Linked DNA regions of Mus musculus: region 2 is linked to region 1. Evidence: chromatin contacts called from ENCODE Hi-C or POLR2A ChIA-PET data. All regions are on one chromosome and are shown on one strand. Each heading gives the region's core, a stretch centred on a gene start or an enhancer-like site at or near the end of the contact. The rest is flanking DNA. Distances are from core to core; before and after follow the strand shown.

Region 1 (3,376 bases), core at 13-2,512:
GCAGCTGGGGCTTCCTTTGCTTCAGCAGCGATTTAGCCTTAAATTTTGTGACAGACTGAGTTGATAGTCTCACCATGGAAAGGGGAGAGGAAGGAGCCAGTTTTTGACAGGCCACAGACTCGCGGTGCCTCTAGTGGCCAAAAGCTGCATTGCGCCACAGTTAAGGTCGCTTGAGAGAGTCCTGCTCTGACTGCAAAGCCCGCTCTGCTGGTGGCTTTTGCTTTAAACACAGCGAGGAACTGAAACGTGCAGTTTAAAGCACGTAGCGGGTCAATTTACCCTCGTCCTCTGTGCTGTAACTGCAGCCAGGTGGTAGCGCTCAGCATTCCCAGGGTTTTTAATGCTAAGATTTGTCATTGCCGTTCGTATTTAAAAAAAAAAATCGTGAGTAAAGAAATAGTTTCAGTTCTTTGGATTTCTTAGTTTGAAAACGATGTCCAGTGCGAGGGCCTTACCTGCCGGAAAGGGGGACTGAAAGCTGGTGGAAAGTGTCCTTCTTGTGGTGGTGGTAGAGGTCGTGGTTGTGATGGTGGCTCGGTGTGTGTGTGTGTGTGTGAGAGAGAGAGAGAGAGAGAGAGAGAGAGAGAGAGAGAGAGAGAGAGAGAGAGAGAGACAGAGAGAGAGACAGACAGAGAGAGACAGAGAGAGAGACAGACAGAGAGAGAGACAGAGAGAGACAGACAGAGACAGAGACAGAGAGAGAGAGAGAGAACCCGTGTGTGCCCGCGCGCGCAATCTGTGTCTAAGTTTTTAAAGTCTTACAATGAATTCTCAAAACTCCCTGCCTTCGCTATACCCCCCGAGGTGATCAGAACTCAGAGATGAGGAGCCTGAAAATTAAAGTGACTTTCGAACTTTCTCGGATGCAAAGATGGGGGATCAGTAAGAATTAATAAAAGTGTCCCCCCACCCAAACAAAAAGGGGGCGGAGGAAGGGAACAAAAAGGCCGGTGGCTGAGCCGGATGCAGGCAGCTGGCCCTAAGCCCTGCCCGCTGGCTCTGTGCGCGAGCTGGGGTTCGGTATCCCAGCCTCCTGAAGAGTGGGAGGAGCTGGGCCTGTGTCAGGCTCCCTAAGCCGTTCCTTTCAAGCCCTGAATGCCTGAATGTGAGCTGCCCACCGCCCTCCCCCACTCTGCAGCCCCACTCCAGCGGCTCGGAAAAAAAAAAAAAAGTTTCAACAACAACAGGCTGGACCAATAGCAGCTCGCAAAGCCGGGGAAGGGGGCCGAGCAAAGGGCGCCGGAGAGTGGAGAAAGGAGAAAGCGGGCAAGCCTGGAGCGCGCGGGGCCAGGGCTCGGCGAGCCGGAGGAGCGTTGCTAATGTTTTTGTTTGTTTGCTTTTCTATGCATGCATAATGAGGGGGCGCCGCGGCACCACACGGGGGCTCCCGGCCCACTTTTGTATTTAAAGCCTCGCGGCGAGCTAGTCCGCAGCCGGGCTCCGCGGATCCGCTCCCCAAGCTCCGGGTCTCGGAGCAGAGAAACGCTCCGAGTTTCGGGGTCCTCCCTGCGCCTGGCGCCCAGAACTTCCCGGAGCGCGGCCCAGACCGGGGTAGAGGGGGAGGGGACCAAGCGTCCTGGCCGCGGGAAGGCGGGATGCCAGAGCTGCGAAGTGCTACGCGCCGCTGAGCCGGGAACCGAGGAGCCGCCGGCCGCACGACTGTCTGCAGGCGCCTAGCACCATGCACCCCCGGCGCCGCGCGCTCCTGCAGCTTCGCCGCGTCCCCCCGGAACGGCACTGAGCGCCTCCAACCGTCTACCGGACCCGGACCTGCGTCGCCGCGCTTCTCAGGGAGCCCCGGCCGCGGTGCCGGAGCGAACACCCGCCTTTACCAGCCGCGGGGCCGCCGGCATGGATGGATGAGGACGCCCATGCCAGAAGTGCGCGGAACTCGGACAAACTTTTCCAGCGGCCCCGCGGCCGCCACCCGAGCCTCGTCTCCGCTCCGCACCGCGTCCGGCGGCCGCTGCTGCCCGCGATGCTAGCCGCGCTGCTGGGCGGCGCCGGGGCCCGCACGGGGACCTTGCCGGGCGCCTTGCTGTGCCTGATGGCGCTGCTGCAGCTGCTGTGCTCGGCACCGCGGGGCTCGGGGCTAGCGCACGGCCGCCGCCTCATCTGCTGGCAGGCGCTGCTGCAGTGTCAGGGCGAGCCCGACTGCAGCTACGCCTACAGCCAGTACGCCGAGGCTTGTGCGCCGGTGCTAGCGCAGCGCGGCGGGGCTGATGCTCCGGGGCCCGCCGGCGCCTTCCCCGCCTCGGCCGCGTCCTCGCCGCGCTGGCGCTGCCCGAGCCACTGCATCTCGGCGCTTATCCAGCTCAACCACACGCGCCGCGGGCCCGCGCTGGAGGACTGCGACTGCGCGCAGGACGAACACTGCAGGTCCACCAAGCGCGCCATCGAGCCCTGTCTGCCGCGCACCAGCAGCGTGGGCCCGGGCGCGGGAGCGGGCTCGGTCATGGGCTGCACTGAGGCCCGGCGGCGCTGCGACCGGGACAGCCGCTGCAACCTGGCGCTCAGCCGCTACCTGGCCTACTGCGGCAAGCTTTTCAACGGGCTGCGCTGCACAGACGAGTGCCGCGCGGTCATCGAGGACATGCTGGCCGTGCCCAAGGCGGCGCTGCTCAACGACTGCGTGTGCGATGGGCTGGAGCGGCCCATCTGCGAATCGGTCAAAGAGAACATGGCCCGCCTGTGCTTCGGCCCAGATGCGAGCAACGGTCCGGGCAGCAGCGGCTCGGACGGGGGCCTGGACGACTACTACGACGAAGAATATGACGACGAGCAGCGCGCTGGGGCCGCGGGCGGCGAGCAACCCCTGGACGACGACGACGGCCTTGCGCGCCCGGGCGGCGGCGCTGCTGCGGCGGGCGGCCGCGGAGACTTGCCCCACGGTCCCGGGCGCAGGAGCAGCAGCAGCGGCAGTGGAGGCCACTGGGCGAATCGAAGCGCCTGGACCCCGTTTGCCTGTTTGCTGCTGCTGTTGCTCCTGCTGCTCGGGTCACACTTGTAGCTCCTGCGCCCCTGCTGCAGGCTGCTCCAGGCCGGTATGCACGACCCAGCTGGTTCCCGAGCAGGGCACCTGTGGCTCGGAGACCGGAGATGGTCGGGAACACTGACCCACACTCTTCCTGGGTGGACAGGGCCCAGCTCGTACCGCAGCCAACATGTTCGGCCCTCTTCTGTGCGGTTTTCCAGGCTGCAGAGATAACCGGCTGATCTATACTGCCAGCTCTAATCTGCAGAATTCGGGACACCCTGCAAAAGCAAAGGAGGCCTAGACTCAGAGTGCTGAACGGTGGGGGTCTTTCAAGTTCCAATGGACTTGGAGAAGGGATGTTGAGGGAATTAGGTTTGCAAAGGGGCCGGGTTTTTATTT
Region 2 (3,550 bases), core at 171-2,670, 240 kb before region 1:
TTGCCTGTTCCCCGCCCCCTCTGTTTTAGTTAGGGTTTTACTGCTGTGAACAGACACCATGACCAAGACAGCTCTTATAAGGGCAACATTTAATTGGGGCTGAACATTTACAGGTTCAGAAGTTCAGTCTATTATCAAGGTGGGAGCATAGTAGCATCCAGGCAGGCATGATGTAAGAAGAGCTGAGAGTTCTACATCTTCATCTGAAGACTGCTAGTGGAAGACTGACTTCCAGGTGGCTAGGATGAGGGTCTTAAAGCCCATGCCCACAGTGATACACCCACTCCAACAAGGCAACACCTACTTCAACAAGTCCATACTTACTCCAACAAGGCCACTCCTACTCCAACAGGGCCACACCTCCTAATAGTGCCACTCCCTGGGCTAAGCATATACAAACCATCACACACTCTCTTCTTCATTCTACAAAAGTTCTGGGCTCCTGCTTTCACTCTTGCAGTGATATGGAAGTGAATGAAGCAGCTACTGGCCCGGTTCCCAGGACTATTATACTATGATGCTTTATTCTGGACTGTGCTGGAACGGGAGTTTTATGCTAAAACTGGAAAAGTCCCAGCAAAGTGAGATAACACAGTCACTTCTAGGTCAGAGATACTGAGTGTGAATGGGTTTTCAAAAACAAAATGAACCAAGTGACTCAGAAACTGTCAATCATTTTGGAGATACTCAGGGTGGGAGCTCTGACCGTTTACAGAGGACTCTGCAGAGGTCAGGTTTACAGGGGCAAACAGGAGGCATGGTTAGAGTGGAGTTGCCAATTTCAGAAGCTCTTGGATCTTTCAGAGGGGACAGATCTGTGGGAGAAACAGAAGAGTAACCATGCTGACCCCAGTGAGCACAGTGGAGTATCAGAGCAGGGAAGGAGCTAAGAGGCTCTGAGGAACTTGCATGAATTAGGACATCAGCAGCTTCACCTCTGGTCACCCAGTGTATAGAGCAAGATCCCTAGAATGCAGGCTCAAGGAGGGGAGTGTCTGAAGTCACACAGCTCACAGATGGTGAGCCAGGAGCCACCCCTTGGGAGGGTACAGAACTCATACTTGTCACCTGCACTGGGCTGAGGTGACCTGGAGTCAGAAAGCACTGAGGACCTTCTGTGGTTTTTGCAAACTTGCAGCTTGGGGGTGGGCATACAGTTGTGGGGTGGCTTAGGGATTGTCACTGTGTGTAATCAGACCACTTCATTGAAAAAAAAAAGAACATTTTTGTTTCCTCTTCCTTCCTATCCTGGGTCTCATCCAGGAACAGGGTTCTGACCCCCAAAGCCACAAAGAGCAGAGATAATGTGCACAGCAGGTCAGTGTTGTCAAGGAGGCTTGTGGCGAGGAGGGTCAGGCATGGTCGCTGGCTGGGTGTGCATTGTACACTGCGCTTAGCAATATGCTGCTAAGAAAAGAAGGGCCGGCCTCCTTCTTTCAGTCTCTTGTTTGTCCGAGATCTTCCTTCTTGCCAAGTGGGGACAAGAAAGACGCACACATGCTGAGCCAGTGTGGAGAGAGGCAGAGGGCACAGGCTGCCCTTTCCTTTCTCTCTCTGTTCTCATGTTTGTGGGTCACATCCGGTGCCAGCATGGCCCTCTGAAGGCTAGGCTTGCTCTGCTGTCCTCCCCAGATGTAAGGAATGAGGGGGACCTTTCCCTTAGGGGAAACGTGTCATTTAATACTGAGGGCCATACATAAGAAATAAATGTAATATGAAAGACATAAAATTGAAAGTTTTGTTCAGGAGTTTTCAGTTCTTATATAAGAGAGCTACTGTATCGCGTAGATTCCAAATCAACGAATCCTAAAATACAGTTTTCAGAATTGTCTTTTTGTCCCCCCTTTGTCACCACAGGTTTCTTCAGCAACAAGAACTGAGGTCAGAGAGGTGGCTTAGCAATACTTCCGGCTTTTAAAGAGGATCTGAGTTCCAGTTTCTAGTACCCAGGTCAGGTAGCTAACCATTACCCATAACTCCATCTCTGGAGTCCATCACCTCTGGCCTCTGCAGGCATCTGCACACTTAATTTAAAATAGTAGAAATATATCTGAAAGAAAATATATGAGGATCAGTGGGTGAGGAAGATGGGCAAGATGGCTGGGGCAGAGTGCTCGCTTTGCAAACCTGGGGAACTGAGTTAGGATTCTCAACACCAATGTTAAAAAGTGGGGGGGGGCGCGGGGAGTAGCATACGCCTTTGATCCTGCAGTGAAGAGAGGGAGATGAGACTGCTGGGGTTTGCTGTCGAGCCAAATCAGAGAGCTCCGGATTCACTGGACAAGGTAAAGTATGATAGATAAAGACACCTGTGTCTGGCTGGTATTTGTGCGCATGCACACATGCACCTGCCTGCACATGCGCACAGATGCACAATGGTAGCATCAGGAGAAACTTTTGGAAATGACTCCTTTTAGAACTTTACATCCTTGTTTGCTTCCTTTTCCCCCCCATAAACCTAGTCAATACAAACCCATTTGTTGCACCCATGGCCCGAATAGTTTATGTAAATAATTAGAATTCCACTGTTCCTGAAGACAGACTGTGAGATAAGAGAAAAGGAAAACTATGGCATTTATTGGAAGCCTGGGGCTAGGAGGTCACCCCTCTCTGGCTTTAAGGATTCAGCTTCATCTTCTTTCCTTCTGAGACACTTGTGCCTTCCTCAGTTGGCCCTGGGGTGTCTCTGTGTGGCTGTGCCAAGTGCTGAGCAGAGCTGATCTTATCAACTGTGTGTCCTCAAGCAGGCTGCTTGGCCTTTCTGAGTTGGAGTCTTCTTACTTTTTAAAACAGGACGTGATGTCAGCCTCACAGAATTCTAGACTCATCTCAAGTACACACAGGCTGGATCTACACCAATCTGCCCACAACAGGCGTTTGCTGTGTTTTAATTATGTCTTTAAACCTCGAATACTGGTTCACAATCAGACATAATGAATACGGGGGACACACTGTGTTCAGAGCTTATTGAGACTTGGGGTGGTGTGATAGACCATGTGCCCTCTCCTCTGCTTCCATACACACCATGCTGCTGTGTAAGCCATCAGCCACTGTCTAGGGTTGCCCCATGTCAACAGCCACACCCACTTCCTGGGCAAAACTGAGGCAGGTCTACATGTCATCTCGAAGCACACAGGAGAGAAGAAATGGCTAGTTCCCAGCATAGGCCGCTATGGGTATCACTTCTAGTGTGTGTCCCTTCAACGGGGGTTCATATCCTCACATTGCTTGTGGCTCAGAGGGTAAAGAGATGGGTGGTATGTGGGGGAACACTTGGCAACTCTAAGGGTAATATCAGTGACAGCAGTGGTAGAGTTTCTTTTATTCCCTAGTGCTCAGAGTCCGGCTGTCCCGTATTGTATTTTTGGAGTGTTCCCTTGAAATGTTTTTGCTTAAATATGGTAAATGTCTTTTTTTGTTTTGTTTTTGTTTTTGTTTTTTGTTTTTTGGTTTTTTTTTTTTTTTGAGACAGGGTTTCTCTGAATAGTCCTGGTTGTCCTGGAACTCACTTTGTAGACCAGACTGGCCTCGAACTCGGAAATCTGCCTGT

What was found. Hi-C counts contacts between places; a loop is a spot of excess contacts on that map. ChIA-PET counts read pairs that join two places held with the same protein, here RNA polymerase II (POLR2A).
Region 2: a loop to region 1 is called in a map of gastrocnemius, with 2.4 times the contacts of the local background. The contact joins the enhancer-like site here to the promoter of Gas1 in region 1. A Hi-C loop is called at or near these places in 1 of 37 maps with a recorded cell type or tissue (gastrocnemius). POLR2A ChIA-PET finds 5 or more read pairs at or near these places in 1 of 5 experiments (Patski).

What each region holds. Positions count from the first base shown.
Region 1 is chr13:60,175,421-60,178,796 of GRCm38, reverse strand. It overlaps Gas1 (growth arrest specific 1), which reads left to right and starts at 1,262. Exons shown (of 1, transcript NM_008086.2): 1 at 1,262-3,376. The coding sequence starts at 1,856. The coding sequence ends at 3,010.
Region 2 is chr13:60,418,473-60,422,022 of GRCm38, reverse strand. No RefSeq gene overlaps it. Among named protein-coding and RNA genes, the nearest start is that of Gm35333, 15 kb to the left of the region's middle. Within about 2 kb of position 1,420, at least 1 of the 3 ENCODE cell types and tissues checked has a DNase peak (open chromatin) inside an H3K27ac peak, as active enhancers do; it is gastrocnemius, where a contact is called at or near this core.